Regions from separate parts of the Homo sapiens genome. Here region 2 is linked to region 1. A link is a contact called in ENCODE Hi-C or POLR2A ChIA-PET data. All regions are on one chromosome and are shown on one strand. Each heading gives the region's core, a stretch centred on a gene start or an enhancer-like site at or near the end of the contact. The rest is flanking DNA. Distances are from core to core; before and after follow the strand shown. Region 1 has its middle 110 kb from the start of PRSS1. Region 2 has its middle 37 kb from the start of PRSS1.

Region 1 (5,996 bases), core at 2,991-5,490:
GGGACTTAATATAAAGAATTTGTCATTGCTACGTGATGACTGATTTTCACAGCTGATTTTGCAGATGGTGAGACTAAGAATTAGAGCGATCAAGTCACATGCACCTCCTCTTCTGCTTATAGAAGCTTTTTATATCCCTTCTAAATGGACAAGTGCCTGCCTGCATGGTCAGAAGAGCCAATCCCTCACTTCCTGGTCAGAGTCATACACAGAGTGCCATGCACCTGTGCTCAACTCAACACAAGAAGGGGTTTGGAAGTTTAGTGGTTTTGTTTTTGTTTTTGTTTTTTAAAGAACCGATTCTCTACACCCTCTGTATTCACTATAAATAATTAATACAGTAGAGATGGGGTGGGGGCTACTCCTGCAATTTTAGGAATAGCAAAGTGTCTGAAGCGCCCCTTCCCTTGTGACAATGGATTAGAGCAGGGACTTGGGACACGGCATGGGCTTTAGTCCTGTCTCTGCCATTTCGCAGCTATGTAACCTTGGAAAAGTTACAGAGCATCTCTTCAATTTCACTTTATCTGTAAAATTGAGATAATAAGTAACTACCCAAAACCTGTGATGAACATTACATAAATAAAGCATTTAGAACAGTTCTTAGTACATAAGAAACACTAGATTTGCGTTTGCTCTTATTACTTTCTGGACCTGAAGTTCTAATTCACAGGAAGTTAGGAAGTCAATACTGTATCAAGTGAAATGAGACATTTATGGTCATAGGGTTGTACCAGCTGACTAAAGTCTCATTTTCCAACTGAGTAGAAATTTGTATGAGTGTAAATTCATTGTATAACATGGGTTCTTCCAAGTAGTTTTAGTAAATAAAAATAGGATCCTAGCTGATTTCTTAATGAATGCTTTTGTTTTGGTAGACAAATGTTGTTCTATTTCTGAGGTTATCTGCAATTAAAAGATGCTTTCATGATGAAACTTTTGGTTGCAAGCTGGTGGGGTTTAGAAGCTGTTGCTGTTCCCTCCTAGAAGAAAAACAAGGCAGAGAGAGAGAGAGAGAGAGAAAAGAAAGAGCAGGAGAGAGACAGAAAGAGAATATAAAGTAATTATTTAGAGTGAGAAGCATTAAGAGGTGCGGCAGTGTGGGTGAAACTCTGAGAAAGAATGCTTGCAACATAGTTGTTTCCAATGCGTAGGTCTAGGCTTCAGGTTGTCAATCATGCCTGCGTTGAGGATCTAATTCTGTGTCCAGGAGTTCTTCACATTGTACCAGGGACCTCTTTGTCAGACTGGTAAATCCTAAGGACCCCATCTCAGAATAACATTTTAAATGCATAAACTAGAATATAGAAAATTATTTTGAAATGCAGATATCAATTTTTTTAAATTCTCATATATTAATATAGGAACACCTTTAAATTTCATTAAATGAAATATAACCTGCTGAATCTGAAAACTGTCATGATTTCAACATAGTGATGAAAGTATATTTACTGCATTTAACGTGGTATGAAAATATCTGACTTTTATATCAACTGTCATCTATGCAACATATAAGCAAATGTCTGTGATTTCTGTCATTGACTTTGTCACTGATATTACTAAAACTACTATGGTTTACTCATTATATCATAGAAGGAAAGGTATATTTCAGTTGGAGGTTAGTTAAAATAAAGATCTATTTTCCCATTCAAATTTATTGATTCCCTGAATTTTATCTCTGCACTCCTTGGAGGTCCACGGATCCCAGGTTAAAAACTTCTGCCTTAGAAGAGAATATGCATTATGCTGGAATCCACAGACAGGAAATGTTTTTTAGAACGTTCATATAGCCTCGGAAGTACTTAGCCTATATGTGTAGTTTGCAGATTTGTCAAGGTGTCAAGGGAAACAATTTAAACTACTTCTTTAGACTGTTTACAGACTTCAATTATAACAGGTATTATATTATACTTACCATGATTGTGTTCTAGTCCTGGAAACATGGTACAAATTCTATCATCTATCTTTCTACATACTGTCTGCATTATCAATTATATTCATCATTATCCATATCATCATCATGATTATCATGTATATTTTATTCCTGAGGAGCATTATTGGAATAGAAAACTACAGGGACATAGTATGATAGTATATACTCTCTTGCATGAAAGAGTAAGGCTTTATGCTAAGAAACCATGTAATCAGAAATAGTATTCCTAAAATGGAATCACAAAATTATCTCCACACTATGTTTTAAAATAATCTCTACAGTACTATGTGTTACTAATTCTGAGACACCTCAGATCCCAATATTGGTAATATATGCACTATTCTTATTGATGGAATTTAGACAGTTCTACTGTATTTAAGATCCTCATTGTAGTCAGTGTTAAATAGTGTCCTATTTCCTAGATAAAGGAGTAAATAATGAAAAAGTTTATGTCATTAAACACTCTTCCTATATTGCAACAGATTCAACAGTATGTTCCCATTTCGTGCCTCCAATATGGTAATTCTCCATCTGAATACTTGGATCCATTTTTAAATTAGTGAATTGTATTTTTGGAGCAATTTTAAGTCCACAGCAAAGTTGAGCAGAAACTACAGAATCCCAAGTATTCCCTGCACTCACATGAACAACGTTCCCTACTACTGACACTCTGTGTTGTAGAACTATAGACCTGATGAAGGTGGCCTATGGGAGAAACAAGAATGGAATTCAGAGGCTCGACCAGCAGGGCTGCAACCCCTCATTCCAAATCATGTGCTTAACTGCAAAATATTCCCTTTAATTAATCTTAACGCATAGGTATGTTTTCATTAACAAAATGTATCTCTTCTTAAAGTACACCTTGCAGAAATTTCACAGCTTTTCCAATACATGTAAATAAGTATATTTTACCTGGAAACAGAGCAGCACTGACACTTGATTGGTTCACATGGTGAATGAGGCTGACGCTGTGAGCTCACATATGGTTGCTCCAAACCATATGCAATTTCTGGAGAAGGTATTTTTATGTAACATACTGAGGTAGAGATGTCAATTGAAAAATGTAAAGACGAAATTGAATTAGGCTGACGTGAAATCTTGGCAGAAAATATTTTTATTGAGTACATTTATAATCTTGTTAAAATAAAATTTAGGAAAATATATATAAGATCTGTATAATAAAAAATACAAAGCGATGCTGAGAGAAATTAACAAGACCTCAATAAAGAGATGTGAGGGACTTTCTGAGACGATGAAAATGTTTTGTATCTTGATTGTCATCATGGTTACATCATGGGTATAAAAATGTGTTAAAATTTGTTGAAGTGTACACTTAAAATGCGGGTGTGTTTTATTGCAGCAGTTGGATTTGTTTATTGCATACATATTCCATATATATCTTATGTCTCAATAGAGTTGCTTTAAAAATGTTCGTAATTGTTGGCCAGGCGTGGTGGCTCATGCCTGTAATCCCAGCACTCTGGGAGGCCGAGGCAGGCGGATTACGAGGTCAGGAGATCGAGACCATCCTGGCTAACACGGTGAAACACCGTCTCCACTAAAAGAAATACAAAAAATTAGCTGGGCGTGGTGGCGGGCGCCTGTAGTCCCAGCTACTCGGGAGGCTGAGGCAGGAGAATGGCGTGAACCCAGGAGGCGGAACTTGTAGTGAGCCGAGATCACGCCACTGCACTCCAGCCTGGATGACAGAGCGAGACTCCGTCTCAAAAAAAAATTAAAATAAATATAAATAAATAAATAAAAATAAAAATTTGTGATTGTAACATTCCATAGGGCAGGAATTGCTAATGGTTCCCACTAGGCTTCTATGGCAGGGAGAGCTGTGAGAAGCAGTCAAAAAGCCCTTTAGAGTCTGTCTCTAGTTCAAGGAAATGTGCTGGGTCAGAAGATCAGGGTCTACCTGAAAGACACAGTTGATCCGCTTGTCATTCTTATTTGTGCACCCACAACTTTACCAAGTGAAAAGCACAGAATCCCCTTCTTTAAATAAAGATTGTTAGAAATCCATAAAGCTCATGTAGAGAGAGAGAGAGGGTAACCTAGCATATCTTACCTAATATGCTGAACACTGAGGAATCCAAGCTTTTTATGCCTTCTGGCCCCTTCCCTGGGGTTTTGTCCCCATCAGTTGTTTTAAATAACCCCCCTTTGTTTTTTGCTCACTTAGAGCTGTTATTTACAAGTTTTTCCTTCTGATTTATTGTCTTTCAAGTTGGGTTTCTGTTACGTAGTGCCTACCAACCTGCTACACACTTATTTCCTGAGCTGGGTCCATAATGAGTTTGTGTTCTAAGAAGGGCTAACATTCGGCACTGTGGCTTTGCTGCTGGCACAGAAATACAGTGCTGTGTCCCCTGACTCCGTGGACTGGATCTCCAAGGTACAGGATGAGTTTTTGGAGCATTGGGCTAAAAATCGCTCATTGATTATTTCTGCTTTCTGAATAAGTTCTTCGTTCTGAAAGTAAACCAAAAACTTGAGCTCTTCTTCCAGCTTCTTACGATACCAGTAAACATAACTATGTGCTTTTATAGGAACACAATCCATCTTTGCTTTCTGTTCACTTGCTTTGGCCAGAAGTCTAGGTCTCTGGGTGACCTTGGTGTCCGTGGAGCCTGTGGAGGAAGGAGAGAGCAGCTGTAGAAAAAGCGCAGGAGGGAGCTTGATACTGCAGCCACCGGAGAGAGTCTTGGAACTGAAATTCAACCAGTTCAGAACAGGGCCTTACCTGGCTCCCCAGAAAGAAATGGCCACACAGCAGAGAAGTCTGAGGCACATGGTTGGCTCAGAAAGAAATCGTAGTGGTAGCTTTTTCTGTAAGGCTTCTTCACCCACTCTCCTAGCCCCCGTCAGCAACCTCCTTGTGACGTGATCACTTTCCATAGCCTTTGTAGATGCTCTGTACATGGGACAGAGTCATTTCAATTTCAAAGAATGTAGGAGGGCAGACTTTGTTTTAGCTGTTAAAAATAGTGTAAGTTTCAGCCTGCTTTTAGTTTTTTTTTTTTCTGTTACTCACTGTTTTGCTATTTTTTTTAAGTAAAATCACTCATACATTTATTTACTTAAAAAATTATTATACTTTAAGTTCTGGGGTACATGTGCAGAATGTGCACTTTTGTTACATAAGTATACACATGCCATGGTGGTTTGCTGCACCTATCAACCCATCATCTACATTAGGTATTTCTCCTAATGCTATCCCTCCCCTAGCCCTCCATCCCCCGACAGGCCCCATGTGTGATGTTCCCCTCCCTGTGTCCATGTGTTCTCATTGTTCAGCTCCCACTTATGAGGGAGAACATGCGGTGTTTGGTTTTCTGTTCTTGTGATAGATTGCTGAGAATGATGGTTTCCAACTTCATCTATGTCCCTGCAAAGGACATGAACTCATCCTTTTTTATGGCTGCATAATATTCCACGGAATATATGTGTCACATTTTCTTTATCCAGTCTATCATTGATGGGCATTTTGGTTGGTTCCAAGTCTTTGCTATTGTGAACAGTGGTGCAATAAACATGTATGTGCATGTCTCTTTATAGTAGAATGATTTATAATCCTTTGGGTATATACCCAGTAATGGGATTGCTGGGTCAAATGGTATTTCTGGTTCTAGATCCTTGAGAAATCTCCACACTGTCTTCCACAATGGTTGAACTAATTTACACTCTATTTACTTTTTTAACTTGTCAGTTTGCTTCTTCCCCTCCCTTCCATCTCAGGTAAGGAATCATACAACTCGGTCTTTACAAATAGTAGCTTTTGACACACTTATAAAATCACATAGCAGCTGCTTTACATTAAGTAAGTATTTATTTATTTATTTATTTATTTATTTATTTATTTATTTATTTATTTTTGAGACGGATCTTGCTCTGTCTCCCAGGCTGGAGTGCAGTGGCATGATCTCAGCCCACTGCAGCCTTTGTCTCCCGGGTTCAAGCAGTCTCCTGCCTCAGCCTCCTGAGTAGCTGGGATTACAGGCCCCCACCACCGCACCTGGCTAATTTTTGTATTTTTAGTAGAGACAGGCTTTCACCA
Region 2 (6,056 bases), core at 2,089-4,588, 74 kb before region 1:
CAACTCAGGCTGAGGACATTTGTAATCAATGTCATTTTCCTTAATCTGTGAGATTCCTTTCTTTATACATGTGCCACATTTTCTTATTAATACAGTCTTGTACAAACTGTCAAATATTTATGTATTTTGGATCTCAGGGTATAAAGTGGTGTAACACATTTGATTATCACTTAGAAGTGTGAGAACATAAAGCTTATAATATTGAAAGCTGCATTATCTTTTTTTTTTTTTTTGAGACAGAGTATCACTCTGTCACCCAGGCTGGAGTGCAGTGGCATGATCTTGGCTCACTGCAACCTCCGCTTCCCGGGTTTAAGCAATACTCCTGCCTCAGCCTCCCCAGTAGCTGGGATTACATGAAAGCTGCATTATCATATATTTTGAAGTCATTTCTACTCTGGCAGAAAAAATTTCAAGTATATCCCTGACTTCATTTATCCACTGGTATATATTTTTAGTCACTACATTTTAAAAGAGTCTAGGGTGTAAAATCTCAGATTCACATCATAGATTATTTTGCTAGTCTATTGCTGTTTAAAATCCAAGACACACAGCTTCTTTGCTCTTTAGCAAAATTGACTTAGTCATCATTGCTAGAGCTAGCAGCTGTTTCCACCAAAGATGGTATCTGGAGCATCTTTCTTCTTTTCCCCTTCTCTGTTCTTCTCCAGAAGAAGCTGGTGAAAGGCAGAGGCAACACCTGCTTCCTGCAGTAACCTCAGAGCCTTACCAGCCAGCTCTGCTTCCTGCCTGCTTTTGGTACGTGCTTTGCTTTCTTGCCACTCCACAGCTTGCTGTACATGGAAGGTATCTGTCCCTGGATATCGTGTTGTAGCCAGGCAGTGTTTGGGGCCAGGAGTGTCAAGCTTCTCTTAGATCTTCCAGCAGCTGCTGGTACTGCTCTCTTTTCTGCCTGAATATGTTCTTCCTACATTGAGGTGACTTTCCTAGGATTCCCCAGAATGCCTTCCTCCTCGAACACCTTTGAACTTTTCTTAATTTTTAAAATTAAGGTATAGTTGATGAATAAAAATTGCATATATTTACAGTGCTCATTGTGATTTTTGACACATGTATACCTTTGAATCCTTCTTGTACTTTGTAGGAACGAATGTATTCCTGGATGGTGGAATAGAAGGAGGCTACCCCTTTCTTCCCAAAAGCTTCCTACCACAAGTAGAGCCTCACAGAGCCCGTCATTGTTTTTGCCAAATCATTATCATCTCCAGACAAGAAGGAGCCCCCTTCCCGGTTTTCAGGCCTACTCTCAAACCTCAGAGATGAGTTCCTTGCCCCCAGACCCCTTCATGGTGAGAGGTGCAGCTCTAACAGTTTCCATTCCATGCATTGAGAAAGGAGTGATTGCTATCAGGACCTTAGCTCTGATCTAAGAGGAGTATTCTCTCTTTTTCTATTTCTTCACCACTGCTTTCTGGAAAAAAATGTAGGGAGAGAGCTTGGCTCTACTTCAGCCACAGGTGTTTGCATTTTCCTGGCAAATCCTCCATATCCTAGCTGTGAATTCGGGTGTTCTTAAGAGAGGGAAAACAACTTTCATTCTAAAAACCCACTGCAAGTAAATAATTTCATGTTACTTAGTAAACCTTGACATCCAAATAGCAAAATCTTTCAGAATTTACTCGCGTCCACATAGCTCACTATTAGTGGATATTGGATTTCCCAACATTCCGTGGTGTTTCAAAGTTGAACAGGTACATAATTACACTTCAGAGTATTATAATTTTTCCCAATGTCTTTTCATATTAGATTAATTCAAGATTTAGGAGGTAGCTAATTCTATATTCTGTCCCTCTACCAGCTAATTCACTCTCCTCAGCAATGTGGTTTCTCCTTCTGTGTTCCTTTGACTATGAGGCTATTCTGCTCTCGTTTCCTTTTCTACCTCAACCAAGGTACTAAAATGATGCTGTTAGCCTGAGGCTCCAATAGCCTTACAGTAGGAGCCAGTTGTTTTACTTTCCCACCCTTCCTCCCTACAACCTTCCCTCTGATCTTTTCTACCCAATTCCACCATATTTAGGAATTCTAGAAACTTATTCTATTCCATTTCCCTAATGTAGGGCAGACTCCTATGTCCCTAACAGCGGGAATGGAAAGTAAACAGAACCCTCTAGACGGCCGGGCACTCTGAAACATCTCCTTCATCTTTGCATTTTGATGAAAAAGCATTTCATTCTACGCCATGCCATCCCTTCCTCTCCTTCATACTTTTTCGGTCTTTGCTCTCTTCCTTCTCTTTTTAGGGACTGCTCATCCACCCAACCGGGGCAACAGTATCCCGATAAAAGCAATTAAGCTAACACCTACTAAACTGATGAACCATTTCCTAAAAACCCCTGTAAGAGAACCTACGCCTTGTCCCTTTAAATATAAAGCAACCTTTTTTTGTTTTTTTCTATGTGATTTTGAGCCCAGGAATAGACTGCAGAATTCTCACCTCACTTCAAATTCTATTTCACTTACGCTCAGGCCATTTTAGTTCTGAGAGTCACTCCAGTTTATGTATTTTCTTGTACTATATGATTAGCTTTTGAAAGACCCCAATGAGACATATTTATATATCAAGTTTTTAAAATTGATAATACAGTATTCAATTTTATCAAACTTTCCCTCCCACCATTATCTGAATTTTAATGTTTATATTACAGGAATATGTTAGTGCCCTCTAGTGGAACATCGGAGTGGTGGGCTGAATGGTTCCTTAAAGATGTCCAGGTGCTAATAATCCCTGCAACCCGTAACAGCTGTGGATGTTCAGTTAGATGGCAAATGGGAATTAAAGCTGCAGGTGCAATTAGGGCTGCTAATCAGCCGACCTTGAGATAGGAAGCAGTTCGTGGATTACCCAGGTGGGTCCAATGTAATCACGCAGGTCCTTAAACGTGGAGAGCCTTTCCCGGCAGTGTTTAGAGGGAGCTGTGAGTACGCAAGTAGGGTCAGAGCAACAGAACGTGCTGCCTTTGAAGATAGAGGAAAACAACCCATAAGGTAAGAAAATCGATTCTCCCCTGGAGCCTTCAGAAAGGAACCCAGATCTGCCGACACCTTGATTTTGGCTGGGTGATACCTATGTTGGTTTCTGAACTACGGAACTGTAAGGTGATACATTTGCATTGTTTTAAGCCACTAAATGGGTGGCAATTTGTATAGTAGCAACAGAAAACTAATACAACCACCAAGACCAAAAATGTGTGGTCAAATGTGTAAGAGGGCAATTAGGATGAAAACAGTAAAGGAACGAGTAAGATCGGAGTGCAGGGTGTCTGGGGCATCTTGAGTGTGTGTGGCGGCTCATAGGTTAGGTCGCTTCACCCCTGGGGTTTGTCATATCCGCTCAGAGAGGATGTGGCTGCACTGATAGGCTGCTGCTGCAGAGGGTCTCAGAGTCTGGTTAGTGCTGGACGATTTAAGGGTTGGGAAAGATGATTATTTTTTCCCTTTTTTCTTTTTGGTTGGAATGACTATGCTGACTCAGGGCATCTTTTTCAAAGCTGCCAACTTCAGAAGAATAATTAATAGATTAAATTTATCCCCAGCCCTGGATCTTATGGATTCCAGAACGTTTGGTCTGGTTGATAGTCTGAAAACATTCCGATACAACTTTCCTGCCTCATCTCAGGGTCTGTGTTACTTTGACATTCATGAGCCTTTAAAAGAAGGATGCAGAAAAGTGACTACATAGCCCACCAGGAAACTCATGTGAAAGCCACGAGGAAGAGCCTGTTCCCAGAGCCTGGACACACCAGGATGGTGATTATCCCATGTGCGTTCTGAGAATACCTGCCCCTGTGAGCCACAGGCCACACACAGATGAGTGTCCCAGCAGCTTCTCTCCAGATTAGGTCATTTCCTCACAGAGCCTTACCAAGATATGCACTTTTAGACCAACTTAGTTCTAGAAGAAATGGTTTTTTTCTGTTCTAAATATATTCTAACAGTTTTGTTCTCCAAAATACATCTTTTAAAATTTGTTGAGTTGGTTTCTTCTGAGGCCTCTCTCCTTGGCTTGTAGATAACAATTTTTTTTTTTCTATACCTTCTTTCTGGTCTTCCCTCTTTGCATGTCTGTGTCCTAACCTCCTGATAAGGACACCAGTCATATTGAATTAGGGCCCACCCTAATGACCTAATTTTAACTTAATTATCGATGTAAAGACCCCATCTCCAAATATAGTCAGTCACATTATGGGGCACTGGGACTTAGGACATCAACATATGAAATGAAGAAGGTAGCACAACTCAGTCCATAACAATGGAAATAATAAAAGTACTTACCTTACATATTTGTTGTGGCAATTAAATGAGTTGCCATGAATAAAGAGGTTAAAGGATTGCCATGCATACAGCTATTCAAAATATTTTCTCCACTGCTGCTTTTATCACAATACTTTCTTAAGTCAGTGCCAGTCTCTGTGTTAAACTACTCACATATTGTTTCATTCAACCCTCACCCCACTTCTGAGAGGCTTATATTATTTACTTCATTTTATAGATGTGAAAACTGAGGGCTTAGAGGGCTTAAGTCACTTTCTAAAGCTACTAAGTGCCAGAAACTGTCTGACTGCAAATCCTGCACTCTCAACCATGATGTGTAAATATTTCCATTTCTCTACATGCTTTATGGTAAATGTGATGGTGAACTTACTGCTTGACAATTTGACTTTTCAATTTCTTTTAGGAATTATTTTCCAATCACTCCAGTTTCTACACCTAAAACAGAATTAATACACTTTCCTTTGCCTGTGTTGTCTCTTGGTGTCATCTCCAAGTTACTGGTGGAAGGTATCTTGAGTTATCAGCAGTGAATCCCTGCTGGTCTGCAGCAACCTCAGTTCTTGCCTCCTCAGAAGAAAATTCCACTGAGGGTCATAGAGCAGAAAAAGAGACCAAGACAAGTTTTAGAGCAGGAGTAGAAGCTTATTAAAAAGGCTTTAGAACAGGAAAGAAAAGAAAGAACACTTGGAAGAGATCCAAGCAGGTGACTTGAAGAGCAAGTGTGGCATTTAACCTTGATCCTGGGGCTTCATAGGCGGCCATCTTGTGCCCCTTTCTCATTATTCTCCCCTTAGGATAGGCTGCCCGAATGCACAGTGCCCTCCTTACACTTCGGAAGTGAGCATGCGCAGTGTGTTTAGGAAGTTGTATGCATGCCCATCTGACGCTTTCTTCCTGTTTCTGTTGGAGTGTCCCTGGAAGGTCGTACTCCACCCTTTTGTCTCTCAATGCACATACCTGGGTTCACCTGCCCAATACCTGAGATTTTATTGGAAACCTTCTTTGCTTCTCCTTGGTGCCTGCATTCAATTGACACTTTAATGTTAACAGCTGTGGATCAGCAAGAGATTGTACCTCCCTATCTCAGGCTGCTGAATTATGCATTATTATTAGAGAGGCAACGTTATAATCTCTGAATCAATACCAGATTGTCTGACATTCTGGGCGGTGGGGGGAAGGGAGCCCTCTCCTGCCCCACTCATGCCTAACTAACTACCTGTAACATCCAGGCGCCCCATGCTGCCTCCCCACATTCCTTGCAGGCTCAGGGTGAACTTCCCAAGCAGGATTGGCTTTGTTTACATGCTATGATTTCCATTATCAATGGCAGGAATCTGTTACCTTCCTTTTTCTACCCTTCTTTAGTTTTGCTTTTAGATTATTATTACAGCAATTTTAGTCAAACTGAATGTGTACTTGTATCCAGGTTGGCATCTTAAATTGAAACAAATATCATTCTATATGTGTTCACTTTCTAAACATTCATGTTTTATGTATAGATTTTTGTGAATGGTACATGGTTTTAACTGTTTAGACACTCCTACAGAAACAAACATAGGATATAATTCTCTTGAGGGGCAACGTGCTAATTTCTTGTGCAAAATGGGTTTCCATTTTTATGCTTCCATTGTGTGGGAGGGAAGCTGGACAGTGAGTGAGCTTCCTCTCTGAAATTTCTGATGACAAGAACGGTTTCTACTCTCCTGCTGTTCAGAGGGTCACGTTCTGTGTTTTTTGTCATAACCTCCTTACCTTCCTCG

Evidence for each region. A loop is a pair of places that touch in the nucleus more often than their neighbours do. ChIA-PET counts read pairs that join two places held with the same protein, here RNA polymerase II (POLR2A). Pooled maps may share reads with other maps.
Region 2: a loop to region 1 is called in a map of CD4-positive, alpha-beta T cell, with 5 times the contacts of the local background. The contact joins two enhancer-like sites. A Hi-C loop is called at or near these places in 16 of 168 maps with a recorded cell type or tissue (B cell, CD4-positive, alpha-beta T cell, CD4-positive, alpha-beta memory T cell and 9 more), 12 of 37 single-sample maps with no recorded cell type and 24 of 50 pooled maps. POLR2A ChIA-PET finds 5 or more read pairs at or near these places in 7 of 52 experiments (CD4-positive, alpha-beta T cell, activated CD4-positive, alpha-beta T cell, activated CD8-positive, alpha-beta T cell and 2 more).

What each region holds. Positions count from the first base shown.
Region 1 is chr7:142,635,660-142,641,655 of GRCh38, reverse strand. It overlaps TRB and the pseudogene TRBV21-1. Among named protein-coding and RNA genes, the nearest start is that of PRSS1, 110 kb to the left of the region's middle. Within about 2 kb of position 4,240, at least 2 of the 41 ENCODE cell types and tissues checked have a DNase peak (open chromatin) inside an H3K27ac peak, as active enhancers do.
Region 2 is chr7:142,709,178-142,715,233 of GRCh38, reverse strand. It overlaps TRB and the pseudogene TRBVB. Among named protein-coding and RNA genes, the nearest start is that of PRSS1, 37 kb to the left of the region's middle. Within about 2 kb of position 3,338, at least 4 of the 41 ENCODE cell types and tissues checked have a DNase peak (open chromatin) inside an H3K27ac peak, as active enhancers do.